Linked DNA regions of Homo sapiens: region 1 is linked to region 2. The links are chromatin contacts, found by Hi-C or POLR2A ChIA-PET in ENCODE. All regions are on one chromosome and are shown on one strand. Each heading gives the region's core, a stretch centred on a gene start or an enhancer-like site at or near the end of the contact. The rest is flanking DNA. Distances are from core to core; before and after follow the strand shown.

Region 1 (5,487 bases), core at 2,914-5,413, 77 kb before region 2:
GTCTCAAAAAAAAAAAAAAAAAAAAAAAATTAGCCGGGCATGGTAGCGCATGCTGTAATCCCAGCTACTCGGGAGGCAGAGGTTGTGGTGAGCTAAGATTGTGCCATTGCACTCCAGCCTGGGCAACAAGAGTGAAACTCCATCTCGAAAAAAAAGACAAAGCAGGAAATAGTGGAAGATCAGGGTGGAAACCCAGCCAGGCAGGGGAGGGTGTGGCTCGCTGTCCTAAAAACCTGAACTATAACCTGCTGTTTACAAGGGGCAATGTGGCACAGTGAAGATAACTTAACCTGACCAGGAGCAGTGGCTCACGGATCCCAGCACTTTGGGAGGCTGAGGTGGGTGGATTACCTGAGGTTGGCAGTTTGAGACTAGCCTGACCAACATGGAGAAACCTCGTCTCTAATAAAAATACAAAAAAATTAGCAGAGTGTGGTCGCACACGCCTATAATCCCAGCTACTCAGGAGGCTGAGGCAGGAGAATCACTTGAACCCGGGAAGTGGAGGTTGCAGTGAGCTGAGACTGCACCATTGCACTCCAGCCTGGGCAACAAGAGTGAAACTCCATCTCAAAAAAAAAAAAAAAAAAAAGAGCTGACTCCAAAGCCCAGCTCTGTCACTTACTACCTACATGACAAGCACATTTCACCCCAATTTCCTCACTTGGAAAAAAAGAATAATATCTGCAGTATTATGTGAGGAATGAAATGATATGAATGTTATTCTGAGTTACTGTGAGGCATGAAATAATATGAATGGGTTCCCAAAGAATAGCAAGTATGTAATTATGTAATATGTAAAATACTAAAAGTAATTCCAGCACTTTGAGAGGCTGAGGCAGGAGGATCACTTGAGCTCAGGAGTTCAAGACCAGCCTGGGCAACATAGTGAGACCTAGTCTCTATTTAAAAAAAAAATTACCAGAATTTTTCCTCCGTTATAAAAAGCAAGATATATTTCATGGAGAAAATATAGAAAAATCATAAAACACACAATTTTACAGACTCCCTGAAGCCCATCCAGGGACATCTATCATCATTACCCATCCACCAGCTCCCTGGCCTGGTACAGGATATCTTGTGGGTCTCTAATACTCAATGACTCCAAGCAAGGCACCAAGCACTAGTCCATGCTGCATCTCTCCCTCCCCACAATCCCTGGTACCATGGAATCCATTGTACCCACACTGAACAGGTGTCAGGGCTGAAGTTTCTGAGCAAATACAACCCTGATAATACTAATCTTTATTAGTAGTATTTGATACTTTTGTTTTTAATGTAATTTTCTATTTTGATCAGAGTAACATCTTTACGCATTATTAAAATTTAAAAACTATCATTATAAAGGAAACCAGGACTCAAGTCCCAACCCCCCATTTCCCTGCCCCAAAGACAACAAACTTCAACACTTGGTGTACTTATCACAAATTCATTCTCAAACTCTCCATCGGCTACGACACTCGATATTATGAATGCGTCAGGAGATCCACCAGCCTCGTCATCTCCTGGAGCCTCTGTCTCCTTCCCCATAAGGTCTAATACCTCTCTGGAACTCACATCCATTAGTATCCTTAGAATATCCTGTCCTCCTCTTGAGTTGGATTCTTGTTTCCTGGATTCAATGGATTTTTCTTAGATTACTGTCGTTTTGAGAGAACACATCCTCAAGTATCTGCCATCCTCCCACTGCAGCCTCCTAAAGTGCTGGGATTAAAGGTGTAAGCCACCATGCCCAGCCCAGTATTATTTAAGGAAGGATGATGATGATGCCTTGGGCATATTTTTAATTTTCTTTTTTTTTTTTTTTAAGACGGAGTCTCACTCTGTCGCCCATGCTGGAATACGGTGGCGCAACCTTGGCTCACTACAACCTCTGCCTCCTGGGTTCAAGCGATTCTCCTGCCTCAGCCTGCTGAGTAGCTGGGATTACAGGCATGCACCACCACGCCCAGCTAATTTTTGTATTTTTAGTAAAGACAGGGTTTTGCCATGTTGGCTAGGCTGGTCTCGAACTCCTGACCTCAAGTGATCCGCCCGCCTTGGCCTCCCAAAGTGCTGGGATTACAGGCATAAGCCACTGCACCCAGCCATATTTTTTAAAAATAACTTTACAGAGTTCTGTTTTTATTTCCTGATTCCAAAAGTAAAACACACTCAATGCTCAGTTCAACCTCAGGCCACAGAGACATTCCTGAGGTCACCCATAAGGCCATCCAACACAGTTTTCCCAAAACTGGGAAACGGGAAAATTTTTTCCCATACTTGGAGCCTACGTCTCAGGCCTTGTAAAATCCTCACTGGTAAATCCCAGGCCCTCATCTAGAAGAAATACTTTCACTGCGCCCTCGCCCTCCACTTTCCCCCACTTTCTGGGGAACAAAGGGGCTGAGGGCAGGACTGAGGTGGCCTCGAGGCAGAAAATCTCCCCTCATCAACTCCCATAAGCCCCCTGGTTCAACATGACTAGGTCTGGAAGCTCACTCTCTTCCCAAAAGCCTATTCTACTACTGGTCAGTTCTAAGATTTTAAACTAATGCTTCTTAAATCAAATGAAAATGTGCCCCCATTACATCATTCCAGCTTTGGAGATCTGGGCTCAAATCCCAGCTCTGCCCCTTACAAGCTGTATAACCTTCTGTGGTTTTATTTAATCCCTCTAAACATCAATTTTTCCCATCTGTAAATGGGGATAATGCTTCACAGGCTGCAGTGAGGATGAAAGGAGAGAACCTAGACCAGTGCCTGGCACATGACAGGCCTAACTTCCTAGTCCTATCCTTTGGAACCAGATCAAATGAGGCTAGTCAGTCTTCCACAACCAGCCCTTCAAATCACTGAAAACCACAATTATGTCTTCTCCATCCTAAGCATCGTTATAGCACTTCCTCAGCCACAAAACAACTTCCTAATTTTACACCTAAGTGGGAGTCTCCCATCAGGGTGACCAGTAGCCAGATGCCCACAGATCTGTTTTGGAGTAACTATCACCTCCCACACATCTCTGTGTGACTCTTGTGAACCTTGCTGTGCATAGCTCAGCCTCCCTAACTGCCTGAAGCTGCAGAGGCTCAGAGACAGGAAGGGGCCTGCCTAAGGTCAAACAGCTGGGAACTTGCAGAGGCCGAGACTTTCTCCCTGTGCTACCGACAGTGTCTCCCAACCTCTGCTTCAGGCCCAGCGGCCAGGTGGGCTGAGTCCTCCAGGGGGTTGTTGGTCCCAACTGCTGACCCTAAGTGCCTTTGCTGAGTCTAGCTGGATGAGCCACAAATCTCCAGGGCTTCCAGGGAGTAAGGGAGGCTCTGCTGATCCTGCATCTACCAACACAGAACAGTGGGCAAACGCTGAGGGAAGGGGCATCCCCACAGCAGACCCCCACCGGGGAGCCAGGCACCACACGGCTAGGCAAGACAAGGGAAGAAAGGATGCTGCTGGCGAGATGACAACAGCTCTCTTACCCTAACAATTGTGCCAAGTGGGATTACTACAGGTCATTCTGTCCCTTGTTTACATGAGAAGACAGAGACTTGGACCAGATGGGAAAGTAAAGTCCACTAAAATATAAGCTCCATGGGGACAAAAAATGGTCTATTCTGGTCACAATATATTCAGAACCTAGGACAATGTCCAACACATAGAAGAAGTTCAAGAAAGACTTACTGATGAAACAGATGAAGGCAGAGCCGTGACACGACCACCGGCCTTCTGGATTGTGCTTTCAAACTCAAGTTAAGTGCCTCTGGCAGAAGCCGTGATGAGCAACAGCACGGGTTCAGAGCTGTGGCAGATGGGAAAAGGGCCCACCCCACGGCACATCACATGTACACCCACTCAGAACTCCCCACAACCCCACTCGGCCAAAGTCAGACATGCTGCCCTCTCTTCCCAAAGGACGGAGGTCGGAGGTCTTCCCTTGGGACCAGTTGTATTCAGAGAATACTACAATCGAAACGGACTGACCTATTCTCGGGCAGGCTTCTGCCCACCTTGTCCAGCATGGTGCATACAGCACTGCTTGTTGGGGAGCCATGTACCAGTGAGCCCCAGCATACAGAGCAAGCTACAGAGCTGAGGGTGCCGAGCCACCCAAACAGGCCAGGGTCCGGGAGAGGCCAGGTCTCTTGAGACAGTTGCTTTAACAACTGACAGAGAAGTCACCAAGCACTTGTCAGAGTGCCATCATGGAAACACTCCAAGACAAGTGCCGAGTCACAGAAATGGCATCCACTCTAGGGCTGGAGGGATCTGGCTTGGAATCTCAGCTTCCCTAGCTGTGGGACCTCAGGTAAGATTCTTTACCTCTCTGAGCCTTAATTTCCTCTTCTGTAACATGGGGGTAAAAGAGCAGAGATTTTGGCCGAGGGTAATGGCTCATGCCTGTAATCCCAGCACTTTAGGAAGCCGAGACAGGTGGATCACCACCACTCCTGAGCCCAGAGTTCAAGACCAGCTTAGGCAACAAAGCGAGACCCCCATCTCTACAAAAAAATACAAAAATTAGCCTGTGTCTATAGTCTGAGCTACTCAGGAGACTGAGGTGGGAGAATTGCTTGAGCCCAGGAGTTTGAGGCTGCTGTGAGCCAAGATCGAGCCACTGTACTGCAGCCTGGGTGACAGAGCAAGACTCCATCTCGGAAGAACAACAACAACAACAAAAATGGCAGAGATTTTGTGAGGATTAGAAAGACTTGTAAATACAGAGGAAAAGTCTAGAATGATAAACACAAAATTGCCCTGGGGACTGGGACGGGGAGAAGAGAGCTTTTATGAATATACTGCATTCTATTACAAAAAATATATACGAAAGGCATAGAGCTTGGTAGCTGGGCTTCTGGCAGGCATTCAATAAACGTAAGCTGCTATTACTCAGTTCGCCTGGGAGAATGAGATGCTGCTACTAAAACGTGGCCTGCCTGTGTACTGGGGAGAGGATTACGGGCAGATGTTTTTCCACTATGCCGCCTACTTCTCCCTCCCCAGCCACCAAAGACCAGAGCCCCAGAGCAGGTCCCAAGCACCAGGACAGCACATCTTGGAATTGAAATGGAACTGAAAAGGCCTCATCTATCCACTCCTTCTGTATTTGAATGCCTAACACACTCACCCAACCTAGCCAAGCTGTCTCCAGCAGTGGGGAACTCATACATTACACGGCAGCCCATTTCACAGAAGGATGACTTCGGGCTCACATCTCTTAGCAACTAACTGCCTAGCCCTTCCTGGCAGAGAAGTCTCAGGTGGACTCTGTCTAAGTGGGCAACACAGGAATGCACATCAGTCCACACCCTCCTAAGGAGAAGCATCTTCCCACACCTCCATTGCAGGGCTTCTAACAATTTTCTCCCCCTCCTGGTAGGCGATGCCTGGCTCCTCTCCTAAGAAATCAAAGCTAAACAATTCCCTCCTGCCAGCAGGCAGTCAGCTAGCTTGGTTGCTATGCAACTGGCAGGAACAAAAGTGATGCAGTCCTTTTCAGAGGCTTGGAAAGGG
Region 2 (5,762 bases), core at 662-3,161:
GGACGCACACACATATACCCAGGAACAGTCACAGACACACATAGACACAATTGTACACACACTGAGACACAGGCACTCGGGCAACTCAGGCTCTGGGCCTCAGGGCAGGGGAGGCCCCAGAGATCTTGCCCCACTTGAAAAGGCAGTGCTGAGGCCCCAGGGGCCCCTGGTTTCCTGTCCACCCACCTTTTCCCCAACCCACACACACGGTACCTGCACACACCACCCCCACTCGAGGAGGCCCCTGAAAAAGCTCCCTCCTTGGCCTCATCCTGATATGGCAGGCCTGCTCCGTGCACCCCATGGGGTTCCAGTTCTTGCCCACATTTATTCTTTTTTTTTTTTTTTTGAGACGGCGTCTCGCTCTGTCGCCCAGTCTGGAGTGTAGTGGTGCAATCTCGGCTCACTGCAAGCTCTGCCTCCCAGGTTCACGCCATTCTCCTGCCTCAGCCTCCCGAGTAGCTGGGACTACAGGTGCCCGCCACCACGCCCAGCTAATTTTTTGTATTTTTTAGTAGAGATGGGGTTTCACCGTGTTAGCCAGGATGGTCTCGATCTCCTGACCTCATGATCCGCCCGCCTCAGCCTCCCAAAGTGCTGGGATTACAGGTATGAGCCACTGCACCCGGCCCATTTATTCTTTATTTATTTTAAAAAAAAATTTAACATTTATTTATTTATTTAGACAGTCTCGCTCTCGCCCAGGCTGGAGTGCAGTGGCACAATCTCGGATCACTGCAAGCTCTGCCTCCTGGGTTCACACCATTCTCCTGCCTCAGCATCCCGAGTAGTTGGGACTACAAGTGCTAATTTTTTGTTTTGTATTTTTAGTAGAAACGGGGTTTCACCGTGTTAGCCAGGATGGTCTCGATCTCCTGACCTTGTGATCTGCCCGCCTCAGCCTCCCAAAGTGCTGGGATTACAGGCACGAGCCACCGTGCCCGGCCCACTTTTTTTTATTTTTGAGCCAGAGTCTCTCTCTGTTGCCCAGGCTGGAGTGCAGTGGTGCAATCTCAGCTCACTGCAGCCTCTGACTCCCAGGTTCAGGTGATTCTGCTGCCTCAGCCTCCCGAGTAGCTGGGACTACAGGTGCCTGCCACCACACCTGGCTAATTTTTTTGTTATTGTTTTTGTTTTTGAGATGGAGTCTCACTCTTTGTCGCCCAGGCTGGAGTGCAGTGGTGCGATCTTGGCTCACTGAAACCTCTGCCTCACAGGTTTAAGCAATTCTCTGCTTCCCGAGTAGATGGAATTACAGGTGCGCACCACCACGCCCGGCTAATTTTTGCATTTTTAGTAGAGATGGGGTTTCACCATCTTGGCCAGGCTGGTCTTGAACTCCTAACCTCGTGATCCACCTGCCTCAGCCTCCCAAAGTGCTGGGATTACAGGCATGAGCCACCAGGCCTGGCCCCAATTTTTTTGTATTTTTAGTAGAGATGGGGTTTCACCATATTGGCCAGGATGGTCTTGAATTCCTGAGCTCAAGTGATCCGCTCATCTTGGCCTCTGAAAGTGCCACTGTGCCCAGTCTATTCTCTCTTTTTGACAGATGGGGAAACTGAGGCTCAGAGCCAGGCTTGTCAAAGGCATATGGAGGACTGGGGGTGGTGGGATACAAATTCAGGCAGCAGATAGACTCCAAGTCCGACGCCTCTGCAGAACCCCTCATCCCAGATGCCTGGCTGAGCTACCATCCCCACCCAACTCCCTCCACGTCCCCTCCCTCCCCAGAAAGAGCCTAGAAGCACAGGCCTTGGGCGGCAGCCAGCCCTCCCTTCCTCCCAGGCTTCTGTGCAAGCCCTTGGACCACGTATGCCAGTAGCCATTGGAGGGCAGGAGGGGCGGCGGCTGAGTCAGCTGGTGCCCACAGCACTGCCTGGCACGGAGGGCCCTGGAGGCTTTGCTGAGAGGACAGATCTGGAGGCTGGACCCGAGGTCACCGCCCAGGACGTGTCTACAGCTCCACCTGGTGGTGATACAACACCGCTGTCACACCCAGCTCTGGTGTTATCCTCCCCACAGCCAGGTCAGCAGATATTTGGGGAGCAGCTACTGCTGCTGCGCATGGGCAGGCCAGGCACTGAGAACAGAGCGAGGCTGAGGAGATGTGGGGGCACGCACTCCAGGCAGAAGGAACAGCAAGTGCAATGGCTCTGAAACAGGAAGGAGTTGGGAAGACCCAGGAGGAGCAAATGGGTTAAAGAACTAGACTTGGGTGCCAAGGATGGAGAGGAAGAAAGGCAAGGCTCGGTGGTTCACATCTGTAATCTCAGCACTTTGGGAGGCCAAGGTGAAAGGATCACTTGAGGCCAAGAGTTTGAGGCCAGCCTGGGCAATACAGTTAAGACCCTGTCTCTACAGGAAATTTTTTTTTTTTTTGAGACAGAGTTTCGCTCGTCACCCAGGCTGGAGTGCAATGGCATGATCTTGGCTCACTGCAACTTCCGCCTCCTGGGATCAAGCAATTCTTCAGCCTCAGCCTCCTGTGTAGCTGGGATTACAGGTGCCCGCCACCATGCCCAGCTAATTTTTGTATTTTTGTAGAGACAGGGTTTCACCATGTTGGCAAGGCTGGTCTCGAACTCCTTAACTCAGATGATCTGCCTGCCTTGGCCTCCCAAAGTGCTGGGATTACAGGCATGAGCCACTGCATCCAGCCCCATTTTGTGCTGGTATGAATAGAGATTTATTTCTGACAGCTCGGGAAGCCGGGAAGCCCAAGATCGAGGGCTGCATCTGGTGAGGGCCCTCTTGCTGTGTCATAACGTGGCAGAAGGCATCCCATGGTGAGAGGGAGCAAGAGCTCCAACGTGCAGCTTCAAGCTCTTTGTTTTTAAGATGGAGTTTCGCTCTTCTTGGCCAGGCTGAAGTGCAATGGCCCGATCTCGGCTCACCACAACCTCTGCCTCTCGGGTTTAAGCAATTCTCCTGCCTCAGCCTCCCAAGCAGCTGGGATTACAGGCGTGCGCCACCACGCTCAGCTAATTTTTGTCTTTTTAGTAGAGACGGGCTTTCTCCATGTTGGTCAGGCTGGTCTTGAACTCCCAACCTCAGGTGATCTGCCCGCCTTAGCCTCCCAAAGTGCTGGGATGACAGGCATGAGCCACCGCACCCAGCCACCTCAAGCTCTTTTATATCCATTCGTGAGGGTGGAGGCCTTACGATGTAAACACCTTCCATTAAGACCCACCTCCCAACACTATTGCATTAGGGATTAAGTTTCCAACCCATATATTCTGGGGAGACATTCAAACCATAGCACCGTCCTGCGTGCTGTACGCTGGGAAGACATAAGAACAGTGAGGAATGGTGCACCGGGCCTTGTGCCTTAAGAGGGAGGGCCAGCTGGAGGCAACACACTGAGGCCCTTGTCCTGTCCCCTCTACCTCTGATCCTTGACCTTTGCCCCGTCCCCTCTACCTCCCTGTAGTCTGGACTTCCTGGAGTCAGCCTGAAATCCAGACCTGAGTGGACGCCCACTACTCTGTTTGGAGAAACCTATGGGACAGCTAGGCAGTGGCTTGCTGTGTGCCTAGCTCCTGATGACAGAGCTGCAGCTTAAAATAAAAGCCTCCTGCTCAGCACTTACTTAATCCTGAGGGGACCGGGCATCAGGACGCATGGTTGCGAGGATTTGCTTAAGTGAGAGGCTGATGAAAGCTCCCTGAGGGCTGGCTGGGGGGTTGGGGCACCCATCTTAAAACCTGTTTCTGATTTCCTTTGCTGCTCACCCCTATCTCTGGCTGGCAGCTTTCCCGGATTAGCTGCTGACGTCAGGAGCTGCCAGCTGGGCCAGCCTGGCACAGCCACGGGGCAGTGTGTGAAGGGCTGTCTGGTAATAGGGTGCAGTAAAGGAAGGGGGCATGTGTCCAGCTTCGGAATTTGTCCTTGAAGGAGCTGGGGTGGAGGGGAAGGAGAAGGGTCGAGATGTGCTGTCAGGCACGCACATGTGACCTGTGTAGCGCATCCTTGTTGGACAGAGAGAGAAACAGCTCAGGGAAATGGATAAGTTGTCCAAGACCACACAGCTGGTCTGACCCTGGCTGCATCCCACACCAGCTGGTAGACAACCCGCGATGGGCAGCAGCTGCTGGGACTGGAGGTGATGGTCTCCATGTAGGTCCGTACCTTCCTCTCTGTCACCATAATGGCAGCTGCTGAGTGGTGTTTGCCCTGCTCCAGGTGTCTTCGTGGGACAACTGTCTTATGAAGCTGGTGTTCGTTTTTGCTTTTGTTTTTTTTTTTTTGAGATGGAGTTTCGCCTTGTTGCCCAAGCTGGAGTGCAATGGCACTATCTCGGCTCACCGCAACCTCTGCCTCCTGGGTTCAAGTGATTCTCCTGCCTCAGCCTCCTGAGTAGCTGGGATTACAGGCATGTGCCACCATGCCTGGCTAATTTTGTATTTTTAGTAGACAGGGTTTCTCCATGTTGGTCAGGCTGGTCTCGAACTCCTGACTTCATGATCCACCTGCCTCGGCCTCCCAAAGTGCTGGGATTACAGGCGTAAGCCACCGCCCGGCCGCTGGTGTTCCATTCTACAGGTGAGAAACTGGAAGCCCAGAGAAGGGAAGTGACTTGCCCACGATCATACCCCAAATTGGTGATGGAGGCAGGGTTTGATCCTAGGACCGTCGGAGTCCAAAGCCAGTGCTCTGCCATACATACAGAGATTTCACAGCTTTGACATGTTTCAAGCCCATGCCCCTGTGCTTGCCGTGGCTGCACAGATCTCCGCTTTGAGAGAGCGCATTTGCATGCAGAGTAGAAAATACAGAGGGGGCCAGGCGCGGTGGCTCACACCTGTAATCCCAGCACTTTGGGAGGCCAAGGTGGGTGGATCACTTGAGGTCAGGAGTTCAAGACCAGCCTGGCCAGGCTGGGCACGCTGGCTCACGCCTGTAATCCCAGCACTTTGGGAGGCCGAGGTGGGACGATCACAAGGTCAGGAGATTGAGATCATCCTGGATGATACGGTGAAACCCCGTCTCTACTAAAAAATCAAAAAAAAAAAAAGTTAACTGGGCTTGGTGGCAGGCACCTGTAGTCCCAGCTACTTGGGGGAGGCTGAGGCAGGAGAATGGCGTGAACCCGGGAGGTGGAGCTTGCAGTGAGCCGAGATCACACCACTGCACTCCAGCCTGGGTGACTGAGCGATAGTCTCAAAAATAAATAAATAAAAATAAAAATATATATATAAAAGAAATATTTGCAGGCTGGGCGTGGTAGCTCATGCCAGTAATCCCAACACTTTGGGAGGCCGGAGGTAGGCGGATTGCCTGAGTTCGGGAGGCCGAGGCGGGCAGATTGCCTGAGCTCAGGAGTTCGAGACCAGCCTGGCCAACATGGTGAAACCCTGTCTCTACTAAAAATACAAAAAATTGGCCGGGTGTAGCAGCATGCGCCTCTAGTCCCAGCTACTTGGGAGGCTGAGGTGGAGAATCGCTTGAACCCGGGAGGCGGAGGTGCAGTAAGCCGAGATCCCACCACTGCACTCAAGCCTGGTGACAGAGCAAGACTCTGTCCCCCCCCCCAAAAAAAATTATAAATGTTTTATAGCCAAAGAACAGGAGAAAAGGAAAACCCTCAAGAGTCCCACCAAGAGGATCCAACTCTTTAGTCCTCTCGGTTTTTTTTGTTTTGTTTTGTTTTGTTTTGTTTTTGAGACAAGTGTCGCTCTATCGCCCAGGCTGGAGTGCAGTGGCGCAACCTTGGCTCATTGCAACCTCCACCTCCCAGGTTCAAGCAGCTCTCCAGCCTC

Evidence for each region. A loop is a pair of places that touch in the nucleus more often than their neighbours do. ChIA-PET counts read pairs that join two places held with the same protein, here RNA polymerase II (POLR2A). Pooled maps may share reads with other maps.
Region 1: a loop to region 2 is called in a map of gastrocnemius medialis, with 4 times the contacts of the local background. The contact joins two enhancer-like sites. A Hi-C loop is called at or near these places in 5 of 168 maps with a recorded cell type or tissue (ascending aorta, gastrocnemius medialis, ovary and 1 more), 11 of 37 single-sample maps with no recorded cell type and 8 of 50 pooled maps. POLR2A ChIA-PET finds 5 or more read pairs at or near these places in 22 of 52 experiments (AG04450, B cell, CD4-positive, alpha-beta memory T cell and 16 more).

What each region holds. Positions count from the first base shown.
Region 1 is chr22:41,479,977-41,485,463 of GRCh38, reverse strand. The region is part of intron 1 of ACO2 (aconitase 2); the gene reads right to left. Among named protein-coding and RNA genes, the nearest start is that of ACO2, 14 kb to the right of the region's middle. Within about 2 kb of position 4,163, at least 15 of the 41 ENCODE cell types and tissues checked have a DNase peak (open chromatin) inside an H3K27ac peak, as active enhancers do; they include GM12878, gastrocnemius medialis and thyroid gland, where a contact is called at or near this core.
Region 2 is chr22:41,400,185-41,405,946 of GRCh38, reverse strand. No RefSeq gene overlaps it. Among named protein-coding and RNA genes, the nearest start is that of TEF, 21 kb to the right of the region's middle. RefSeq lists a cis regulatory region at 3,400-3,413 and an enhancer at 3,335-3,479. Within about 2 kb of position 1,911, at least 10 of the 41 ENCODE cell types and tissues checked have a DNase peak (open chromatin) inside an H3K27ac peak, as active enhancers do; they include GM12878, gastrocnemius medialis and thyroid gland, where a contact is called at or near this core.